Regions from separate parts of the Homo sapiens genome. Here region 2 is linked to region 1. A link is a contact called in ENCODE Hi-C or POLR2A ChIA-PET data. All regions are on one chromosome and are shown on one strand. The core of a region is the stretch at or near the end of the contact, and the rest is flanking DNA. Distances in the headings are between cores, read along the strand shown. Region 1 overlaps LINC01091 (long intergenic non-protein coding RNA 1091). Region 2 has its middle 340 kb from the start of LINC01091.

Region 1 (5,877 bases), core at 2,415-4,914:
CCATAACACACCAATCGAACTTTAAAGTTGAACAGAAAGTTCCTGGAAATGACCTGGTCTAAGCTCTTAGCTGTCAGATGAGAAACACAGGCCTGGAGAGTTGGCCTGATGCATGCTTATTTATCTATGCAAGGACCTCAGCCAATGAGGTCCCAGATGGGCCCTGTGACCACCTACCATGAGAACTTGTAACCATTACCATAACCATCACCATTTGTACACTTGCATACTAGCCAGACAGTATACTAGTGTTTTATTTAATTCCTTCAATAATTCAGTGAGGTGCTTAACGTTAACATCCCTGTTTAACAGGAAAAAAAAAGAGGGGTAAAGTCACTTATTCAACTAGTCTTAAAGGAACTTTGAACCCAGTTTTTCCTGACTTCAAAACCCAAACTCTTTTCAACTATTCTGCCATTAAATAATGGTACTGTGGTGGGCTTATTGCCAAGTATGGAGGGTTTAGAGCAAGTGCATGACAATACCAAAGCAGAGTTCTTTTAGAATAATCAAATGCTGCTAACTGGGTGTGTGATTCTGAGGGAGACAGCCTATTTTCATGTCTGATAGAGTTCCTTTGAATGGAGAATATGGAAGATCCTGTACTTTATTAGGTGGCCCTCTCTACTTTAATTATCCTGATGCCTGTCCTCTGAGTCTTTCTCATTCTCCTCTCTTGTCTTAATCCTGATTTAAAAGGAGGATAAGAAACATAAGCAGATGAATAAAAATAGCAGCCCAGGAAGCTTTGCATTGATTCATTCTACAAATAGTTGTTAAATAAATACATGTGCCAGACACTATTCCTGATCTTTTAAAACTTGTGTTCTTGTGTGTGTGTGTGTGTGTGTATGTGTATGTGTGTGTGATGCACATAAATAAACTATTTGATCATCAATAACTTTTCACAGTAGTATCTTCTCACACTAGTGAACATTTTTGGGGTAGTTTTGGTACAGGCATTTAGGTTGATTTTTTTTTCCTTACAAAGTTCCTGGTAAGTTTGGAGGCTGGGAGTTTGATTATAGAAGGTATTATTAGTGCCTGTCTCTTAATTGATCAGAGGTTTTGCTATACTAAAATGACCGTTCTTAAAAAAGTGTTTCCGAAGATCTCTCAAGCTTTATAAACCTTCATTTTTGTACATGTTGTAACTGTTTGCTGAAAAATTCATTCTGTAGGTGGCTGAAACCTCCAGGGGGCTATGCACTGGGTGAGAGAAGTGAAATAGGATGTGGTAGGAGAGTAAATGGCAAAACAAGGGAGAGGAAAAAACATCCTAGTTTTCTTCTGCCTGGAAATAAACATGCAGGAAGCTTTAATATCAGTAGCAGCTGTAGATTTTTTTTAAGTTAAAAGTTTTGGAGATAGTTGGAAAAACAAAAACAAAAACAAACCACATCTGGAAACATTTCAAGCAAAGGCAATGTAAAAAATGTGTTGGATGATATATTAGGAGAAGAGCTGGTTGCAAGTAACACTAAAATTTAAAATGAGATCACTTATTTCTCTCTTATTTTATGCCTGGAGGAAAGAAATACAATGTAAGTGATCAAGGCTTTGTGGAGCAAAGCCTCAAGGATCTAGGTGCCTCATTGCTTGGAGTTTTACTACATAAGGCCTCTATTTTTAAGATAACGTCAAGGTCCAAGAAGGCTGCTTCAGCTCTAGCCATCACATCACTTTCCAGGTGGCAGGAAGAAGAAAGATGATGAGCCTACTCTCTCCCTTTAAGGTTATTTGGCATAGGTTGCATGTATTACTTCAATGTGCATCCAGAATTTAGACAAATAGTCACAACTAGGTGCAAAATGGCTAGGAAATAAGAGTATTTCAAATACCCAACTAAAGTTCAGGGATTCTATTACTATAGAAAATGAAAAAATAATTAGTGACAACTATTACAGTTTCTGCCACGGATAACTTTCACTTTTCTCTCTGTCCCAAGTCTTACAAGTCTATAATTTTAAATCCAGTCTGAGCATGTTTTCAATGAAACCTATTCTTTCCAATTTGTTTCTGAGTAGCAAAAACACTTTCTAATGCCCTGAGACACATTGCAGGTGAAGAATGGAATTAGGAAAAAAAGGAATGGCAAATGGATTTTCAACTTGCTCTGGGCATCACTAAAATTCCACAGAAACAGTAGCATCATTTCAGCATGACCAGTTCCCCTCATTCACAATGACTTTAATGTTGCAAAACAATTCAGATTCCTCAGGCACCTGGCAGCTGCGTGCCTGACTCAGTCTTTCAAATTGAGACACAGTTGGGACCTCAACTCCTGCTGCCTGACCTGCAGAGCATTTTCCTCTCCGTAGTTTTAGGAGGTGTCATCAGCCCAGTAGGGGAAACTCTTGGCAAACCCAAGGCGTTTTCCTTCCAGAAACTCAATGATCCTGCCTCTGTGAAAGGGCCAAATTTGTCAGTGGGAAAAGAATTTTAAGAAGTATCATGAAATAAACTGTGTTGCCATGCTCTGAATATTGACCCTTAGTAATAAAAGGTTCTTACATTTTCAAACATGGCGTTGGAGTCATCTCTTTAAATAATTAGCAAGAAGGGAGACAAGATGCAGGAGTTCACTTGGCTCTTTGAAAAGGAAAACTTTAAAGTCAGGTACGTTGGAAAAAAGTGAATCAAAACATAGGTACCTATAATCTTTCATAGTAAAATATTGGGGTTATTTTTTCTAAGATCCTACATGTGAACAAAAGAGGAGTGCCACAGTCTTGTATGTGCCTATATAGATGATATTTATTCTTAGGCATTTTTCAAGTTAAATATTTATTACTACTAGAGAGTTGCCCTGTTCTTCAATTATTTTTTTTCTTGGTCTCTTCCCTCACACAATTTAAAAATGATCCAAATGTTCCACTCACTGAGTGTGGGAAGACATAGAACAGAAGGAGGGGAAGAATGACAGAAACTCAGTGAAGGCCTTCAGAACCGTTTGCCAAGAAACGTTTTGGAGAGGTTAATGATACTTGAACACTAATGCTCTTCAGTTGCTTTTACCTTGAAGACATCCAGCTACTGTGTGTAGTTTAAACTACCTATCTACAAGCAGCAATTCTAATTATCATTGCCTCTTCTTATACCCAGAAATATTTGGCTGGATCAAGTTAGTTCTCAGATGTTGGTCAGTTTTCTGAGTTTTAAAAAGCGTTACTCATTACAACATTTGGAGCCTCCATTCTTTGTCCTTTACGGACATGGTAATATCAGTTTCCAAATTCAGAACTGTGACAGCATTCCGGTGGAGTATCCAAACTTGTTTTTATAGTCTTGGACAGAGAAGAAAAGAAAACATACTGGATAAAGTATGAGGAGTTTTTCCTTCTGCTAAACTCCCCCCACCTCCCGAACTCAACCAGAAAGAAACAAAATTAAAAACAAAGGAACCAGAAAATAAATGTGTGTCTGGGAATCTGATGGATTAGTTTCCTCCTAATATACCTGCTTCAGTAAATGCTTGCAGGAGAAATGTTTGCCTGTTCCTCAAATGTCATAGCTTTCCTTTGGTCTCTCTGGGTGGATCCAATTTCTCGGCAGTGTGATGTATTCCTTGTTGTTTCCAGTATTTTCAATGAACAGGAATCATCTGGTATATAATCCATGGCTGGGCTGAAGGCTGAGTGCAGCTGGCCACAGCTGTGCTAGAGTAGCCTGAGAAGAGAACTGCTCATATAAGGTTGTTTAAGAAGGTATTTGCAAGTGGAGCAGACAATGGGCTCGGTGCCAATCTCAGTCAGTGACATGGGTTAACCTTCTGTAGGCATTATGTGGTCATTGGTGGCCACAGAAGTGGACTTGAAAAGAAAGTGGAGTGTTCACTACCCGATGGCCTGTTTCACAGCTGAGTTTCAACCTCTTTGTGGCCAGATGAGCCTAATATAGTAAAAACTTTTTCATTCATTCTCGCCTTTTAAAGCTTTTCACTACAAATTTGTCTTTGGAGAAGTCTTAGCAGTGACACCACTTTTCCATTAATATTGGAGTGTATATTTACATGGACTCTTTAAATAATTTGTGTCTGATTGATTCTGAAAAGCATGCAATGTCTTTTGTGTGGGAAGAGCTAGTTCTTATAGAGTGCAAATTCATGGCATGCGGATGCTCTGGGGCAGCAGGAGAGCAGGAATGATTAAGACAAAAAGAACAAAGAGGATGAATTGGCAGAAAGGGCTTGGAGGGTATGTTTGGCTTTAGACAGACTAAAGGAAGGACACTGAATTCATAGAGTAAGGTGGTGTTGGGTGTCATTAGTTAGAAAGGAAAAGGTCAAGTCCCTAGAAAAAGCTATACGCTAGCAAGAATTCTCCAGTACTAAGGAATTAAACAGGCGGGGCCTGGACTCAAGAAGATGTAGGGGTCCCTGGATGGAGGAGACACTGAGACAATCTTTTGGCAAAACAGAGGATGTTTTCATTTTTTCCTTTTTTGTACTGATGACTGTGTGTAGGTGCTTGCTGCCAAAGGGAGAATTGTGGGCTGTCCCCTCCTGATTTAGCAATGCCAGAGGTAGTCAACCTTCTGAGAAGAACTTATACACATCTACTGTGAAGTTGGTAGTGGCTCTGTGATTCTCTTATTTTGAAAATTCACTGCCGGGTGAGTTTTAGAAGTTCTTTAGTACTTTACTTAAAATTTTCCCCCCAAATTAGCAGGGAATAATTTAAAATCATTTTCAAAATTCAGAGAAGTGGTTAAAGATTGTTTACCCTACCCACTGCTTTTCTTGCAACTGAATAAGACAGCGTATTAGGAAAAATGAAGCATCAGAATTGAACAGTACTTACTAGGAAGTTCAGTGTGTTCTGTGGTATTGTAGTGTACATTTTCCTGAGAAGGCTAAATAAACCAAGCCCAACTGGCATGCGTAATAAAACAAAAAATTGATATTGTAGTTAAGGAAAAAGCTATGAAGATAAAGGCAGCTTGAGATAGACATTTCTTGATGGCATTAACAAAGGTAGTACAGCTTGAGCTAAGTCTCTTAAACTATACTGCTAAGTAGTGTGGGAGGTAGTGGCTATTCCCTCTATCTACTGCTCTCTTTTTCTCTCTGTCTCTATCTCTCTCCATATTTTCAGAGTAGTGGACAAGTGTGTATGATGAGTACAGGTGGAAATTTGCCTGCAAGCCCAGTGAGAGGGTCAGCACCTTCCCTGATTAGGTCAAAGCCAACAAGGATAAGGGGCAGGACAAGTTCTTCCCTCTTGATGGGTGCCCTGAAGGTCCAGGACTTCAAGCAACTCAGGCCAAGAATTTGCTTTCAGTATCCTTTATACAAATAAATACAGTTAAATTAGATGGGCTGGTCATACTGTTCATTGAGCAATAGCAGTTCTACTCCTTTACACACACTTAACCCTCTGTCTTCATATAAAGAACTTCCTTTTAAATTCATGCCTCAAAAAATTATAAGAGTTTCATGCATCTTTCAAAAATGAGTGCTCATTGACTGCTTTTGTGTACACTTTACCAAACTCTTAACTTATGCAGTAGGAAAAATTTAAAAGACATAATTCTTGCCCAGTGAATGTCTTAACACATATAGTAACCTAAGGTATGTATTCCAGTATAAGAGCTATAGAAAAAGTAACTATGGGCTAGAGTTAGGGGAATTAGAAAGACAAATTTTTATGAAAACCAAACATTATATATACCAAGTTTTCATGGGCTCTGGTGTCTGATTTTTTTTCTGTGCACCTTTCTTGATATTGTTAGCTATAGATACTTAGGCATGGGTTGATAGATACATATACAGGTTGAAAGTTGATACACATTCTTATTTGTTTCCCACAATTGTTTTCTCTTAATTTAACGAGGCCACCAAAACCAGTGGGGAAAAGCCAATGTGGAAATTTTTGA
Region 2 (5,877 bases), core at 1,136-3,635, 200 kb after region 1:
TATTGTATGTGTTATAATGATGGTGTATATAAAAAGAATAGTGATGCCAGGAAGCAAATCTAAATCAGTAAAATATAAAAAACCCATTTGTCTTAACTAAAGAAACCATAGAAGCCTTTCCCCCCTCCTTTTTCCTACTAGGTTAGGTACATAAACCCCTAATTCTAACCATCCTTCTAAGTTACTCATCATTGAGTATGTTGTATATGCAAATATGTAGGTATGTATGTTGTATATGCAAATAAATATTTTCTTCTGCTTCTGGAATCATGCCCATAGTCCATCCAGAAATAAGTAGGAAGGATGAAGGGCAAAGGATTTATGCCAACAATTCACTCAACAAATTAACAACAACAACAAAAATGAATCTTTTCAAAAATTAAGCAAACAATAGCTTTCCAGAGACTTCATCTAGTAGTCTTCTGCTTTCATCTGATTGGCCATAAATCTGCCTCGAGACTATCTCAACGTGCTGAAGTACCTGGGGAAGTGATTAGTTTGAACTGGGCACATAACCATGCTGAAAAAAATCAGCTTTGCTAGAAAGAAAGAGGGAGAAAAAGATGTTGGCTTGCACCAAGTAGTGTTACCACAACTGCCTCCCTGGGATAGATATAATGAAAATACTTACAGCACAGAGAAAATAAAAGCTTTCCAGCTCTATTTTATGAGAAAATAACTTGGAAAAAATGGCAGTGAAAAAATTTCAACCATTGTTTCAAAATATTGGAATGAGTAAATTTAAGAAAGTATTTTAAACTTTGAGATAAGCACAAATTTGACATCTTTTTTTTTTTTTTTATTTCTCTACCTCCCCCCTCCCTTCCTTACTTCTTTTCTGCTTGTAAAATTATAAATGGGTCCAGAGTCTTTTCGTTGCCTAGCACATTGTTTATCAAACTGTGCTCAGGAGCATCATCAGCAGCTGCTGCAGGGAAGCAGGGCCCACAGCGGGGCTTTGATAGCCACTCCCCTTCAAACACAGCAGCTCTGCTGTTGGAGCATTTCTGTCAGGGCACTTCGAAGGGTGGTTGCTCCAAAAGAATTGGAAAGCCACCATATTAAGTCTAATTCTCTAATTTTACAGAAAAAGAAGCCAAATAGAAGTTAAGAAAATTGACCCAAGGCCCAAAGGAACACCAGGGATTAAGCCCTGCTTTTATTTATTTTATATTTTAGTATTTCCGCCTGAAGCTGAGTCTTCTAACTCAGCTTCAACACATTGTTACTAAGTTATCACTGTGATGGTTATTTAAAGAAATTAGCAAATTAAGAGGCTTGGAATAGAAATTCACCTTCTGAATTTTAGCCCAATTAATTGCTATATAATACATGTCTAGTGAAAAATATATTTTGGCATCAGACTCATGGTTATTTTCAGATAGAGATTTTGACTATGCAAAAAGATGACTATGAGATAACATAGCAATCTTTTTCTCCAATAATCCTACATATTCAAATTAAGGGTGAATGATTTATCCATGTGACAAGATATATGGTAAAACAATATTACCCAACACTATATTAGGCACTTGTGTCTCCTGCTTTAGGGATCGCAGAAACTTTCTGTGCCTGGAGGGTATAGTGCCAAATACCAGCCCTATATATATTCAGAAAACACTTTTCTGCATTTCCATTACCTTTCTTCAGTGTTTTTGGCAGAAGTGGTGAAGATTTTGTTACTAGGCACTATAATAATGATGGCACTGGTGCCAATATTTTCCTCTAAGAAGAAAATAATAATTGCATTCACTATATTTAACCTGCCTGGCCAAAATAATTTCTGCTTAAAACCACAATGATGAAGCTAGGAAGTGTGACATTTTTGGTTTTCCTACCAAAATCAGTTAAAAATCTTGTTTTGAATTTGATATAGGTTATTATGATGAAATTCTTATTGGCTTTAATTTATTTGGCTTATGATTTTAATTATGTATTCATTTTTATAACAGCTTGCAGCTGATTAGTATTTTGTCAGGATGGCAAGCAAGGATATGTGTATTCCTTAATATTTGCTCTGAATTATTTGTTTATTATTCTTAATAACTTCTTGAAAAATCTTAATCAGAAAGAAGTTATAGAACAAAGAACTCCAGCCTTGGTCATAACATGAGGAAATAATTTTAGCATTCTGAAAATATGCTGAAGGATGAGACCAGCAAAAATAGGGCGGGGCTTCAACAGCCTTCTCTCTGTACAAACAACAGCTGGATGTGCCTGTTGCCACTGGTGGGGATGGTAATGATGGAAAAAAAACAATGTTTTTTTTTTAGTGTTGGAAAGTTTTCAGTGAAATCATGATGTCACCAGGATATGTTTTGTCTGTGACTATAATTTGCATAAGTTCCTTCCCATGGAACTATGTAAAATACAAAGGAATGTTTTATAGTACGTTTTGCCTCTGTGATGCCAATGCTCTTAACAGTCCATGAAGTAGACATCATGAGCAAAGAATTTCTTTTGTACATTCTCTCAAAGTAAGAACTAATGAAAAAGGAAAGAAAAAGGCTGTGCAAAGACTATAACTTTCACATTGTACTCACAGAAACAACAAGACTGTTTTGCATTCCTGATCTTTGACTAATATTTTAACTTTGTACTACATATTTTTGAGACCAGGATCTACATTCCTTTGTACTTATAGTTTGAGATGTGTTCTCATTTTATTGTTCTTCCTGTTATAATTACTTTGTGCGTTTTTTCAAATTCCTGTCTTTGAAAGATTTCAGTCATCAATCAAAAAGTATTTGAGACAAATTTTGGAGGTTTGGTTTGATATGAAATAAAGAAATGTCTTGATGTAGAGTAGAGGAGTTCAAGTATCCAATAAAATGTCTGGAAATCAAGAGCCATTGAGTGCTTACCCAAGAATTTTAATTTCAAAAATACTATTTGAACCTTGTGGACATGTTCAAGTTGGCTCATGAGTCTCCATGTGAATCAGATGATATAAATAAAATAATGAGGGGCATGGTCAGGTGAAGTGGTGTAAACATCAATGTGCCAGAGACATCCATCTCTAACTTCCACAATACTTTTGCAAATGTAATAGTTGAAAATAATTATTTTACATTTACTGATGACTTTTATTTCTGGTAATATAGCTGATTAGGTGATCTGAATCAACATTCCCATTGGAAACAAATAAGAAATACTGGGTAAAAGTTTTCAAAAAATTATTGAAAGCACCAAATAAGTGGGAACATTAAAAGGCTTCACAGGACAACTTCTAACAAAAAGCGGGAACCTGGAGCAGTAAGGCAATTACTGAAGCCATTTTTATCCTGAAAGCCTTTGTTGAACTCGGTAAACTTGACCTTCAGTTTTGAGGTCTCCACTAGAACATAAAGTTCTGAAGTCAAGGCTCAGGGTCTGCCCAGGGCGAGGAGTCAAGTAGCAGCTCTTCCCTGAAAGCTGAAGTAGCAAAAAGCTATATCCTCAGGATAAAGGTGAACAGGAATTAAACTATCCCCATCCGTCTCACCCCAGAAGAGTGCAAAGAAATTGGCCTCAACCCTGAGCCAAGCTAGAGGAAAAAACAACTTCCTGAGATGTTGTAATGACTGCCAGCTGTCTCATGGATTTATAACAACAATTAACACTATCTGTATTTATCATGCAGTGTAAACTGTGATTTAATTTTCAGCAATTCTTTAATTATTTAAATGATTGGTAGTGTTTCCAGGTACCTGGCAGAAACAAACGTGAATGTTTTTTGGAGGCATCTGCCTTAACCTTAGGCTTCAAAATTGGTTACAAATAAGTAACCCCCAACACCTTGAAAAAATAATCAAAGCATACAAAGGGGAAAAAAACCACAAGAGCAGAACAAGAAGGAAGAACAGACAACACAAAGATACCTGCAAAAAATTTCTCCTATTTTTGAAGCAAATATGAGAAAACAAAGTCCTCTGAATATTCAAAGCCCGACCCTCCTTATACCCTCTGACGGAATATAATCGACTGTGTTATTTCTCCTTTCCACCATTATTTTTGTTTACTCACTTCTTGTTTACAAAGAAATCCTCCTGTATTGAAAGAATAATGTAGGGCCTCATGCTGTAGGGCCTCATTCAAAGTCTCTTTGAAGAAAACAGTGAGACCAGAACAGATACAGGAGCTTTTCAAGTTTAACATACAGAAATTTAAATTGCCATTTTGCCAAGGTTAACACATTGAACATCAGCAATTTTATATGCTTCAGCATAGTATATTAGTTGAGCTAAGCTGCTGTTTCAAGGAGACATTAAATACAGAGAATCAAACAGTATAGTTTAGTTATCTTTCAAGTAATAGTCCAGATATGATTAGCTCATGGCTTATGAAGCAACTCTCTTATCCTCAACATAAGACTTTCAAAGTTTCTCTAATTTTTCCATTTTATAGCCATCTAGCAGAATGAAAGATGAAGCCCAGGGCAAACACATTTCTCTAAAAAGAGTTAAGAGAAAAGTTGAACACATTTCATTTGTTTATATCCCAGTGGCCCCAAATTAGTTAAATGGGGTCGTCCCTAATTTCAAAATCTGTGCCCTCAATAATTTCTCCTCTTATTTTCTCCTTTATTGAGGTTTCTGTTCTACTTATTATTATTTTTGTTTGATTAGAATCCTTTATCTAGCAATTATCTCCAATGGAGTATACTGTTTTAAAAACATTTTTGAATCCTTGGATATTGATACATATCTTTTTTTTTTTCATGCTGCCAAATGTTCAATTCTCTTCTCATTTCCTGTATTGCAGATAAGGTCAATGTGAAATATTATTTTCTGTATTCCTTTGTAAATAACCACTTCTTTATGTTTGGAGGCGTATTACGATGTTTCCTTGGAATTCAGGGTTTTATCAGGATATATGCAATATTAACATGTGTCTTTTTTTTCAGAGACCTTCCTGGAACTCAGTGAGCCTTTCTAATTTGAAAATTCAAGTCATCCCTCTTGTTAAATAACTAAATTTGGCCTAAAGCTGCTTTTGTAATGTGACTTGCAACCTAACCTAGTATGCAAACAAACTGCAACCTAACTTGAATATATTCTTATAACAAATAGTTTAGTCCCAGCCAATCACAGCAGCTGAGCTTCAGCCAATCATAGGCTACCAGCTGGTTAGATCATGTCCATATCAGACAAATGCCTCATCACACCATGCCCAAGTAAGACAAACACGGAGCTATAACCAATCAGTCTGTTTCTTTACATCACTTCCTTTGTCTGTCTATAAATACTGCCTGCCCATGTTCTTTGGTGGAGCTCTCTGAAGCTCTCTTGGTTCTAAGCAGTGCTTGAATCATGAATTGTTCTTTGCTCAAGTAAATTCTTAAATTTAATTTGTCTAAAGTTTTTATTTTAAGAGGCTACTCAAAGGAATTTTAAAACGTTATATTTTCAATGATTTCCTCTCCAACATCTGTCATTTTTCCTTCTTCTGGAACTCCTATATTCCTATTTTAGTTCTCCTTGCAAGATAGGCCCTATAGCAAGAAGGTAATTGAATCAAGCTGTGTTAGGCTGTGGAGCTCGCACCTGATGCATGACAAGCTCTTTATTGTGCCCCAGCAATCATACTGTGCATTGCATACCTCAAGACTGATGACATACACTTGGCCTAGGTGAGAGTTCCCCAGCAGTTTTCCAGACAAGATACCATCCTGGAATGATCTAGGCTTATGTACACATAAGGCCGACTTAAAAGGGGACAGGTATGATCTTGGACAATGAATGTGATTTACTTGGGGGCTATTAACTGCAACTCTGTAGACCTTAGAGGCCAGAATATTTGCACCTCCCTTGGAGAGTGTAATTGATCTTGCTGCTGCGTATTTGAATTCTTCTGCCTTTTTTCTGAACACTTTAGATGGAAACAACTTGTTTGATT

Evidence for each region. Hi-C counts contacts between places; a loop is a spot of excess contacts on that map. ChIA-PET counts read pairs that join two places held with the same protein, here RNA polymerase II (POLR2A). Pooled maps may share reads with other maps.
Region 2: a loop to region 1 is called in a map of heart right ventricle, with 1.9 times the contacts of the local background. The contact joins two enhancer-like sites. A Hi-C loop is called at or near these places in 13 of 168 maps with a recorded cell type or tissue (Caco-2, Calu3, HCT116 and 8 more), 1 of 37 single-sample maps with no recorded cell type and 5 of 50 pooled maps. POLR2A ChIA-PET finds 5 or more read pairs at or near these places in 2 of 52 experiments (A549 and HEK293).

The regions. Positions count from the first base shown.
Region 1 is chr4:123,783,452-123,789,328 of GRCh38, forward strand. All of the region lies in intron 3 of LINC01091 (long intergenic non-protein coding RNA 1091), which reads left to right. Among named protein-coding and RNA genes, the nearest start is that of LINC01091, 140 kb to the left of the region's middle. RefSeq lists an enhancer at 1,237-1,406 and a cis regulatory region at 1,322. Within about 2 kb of position 3,665, at least 14 of the 41 ENCODE cell types and tissues checked have a DNase peak (open chromatin) inside an H3K27ac peak, as active enhancers do; they include heart left ventricle and heart right ventricle, where a contact is called at or near this core.
Region 2 is chr4:123,984,151-123,990,027 of GRCh38, forward strand. No RefSeq gene overlaps it. Among named protein-coding and RNA genes, the nearest start is that of LINC01091, 340 kb to the left of the region's middle. Within about 2 kb of position 2,386, at least 14 of the 41 ENCODE cell types and tissues checked have a DNase peak (open chromatin) inside an H3K27ac peak, as active enhancers do; they include heart left ventricle and heart right ventricle, where a contact is called at or near this core.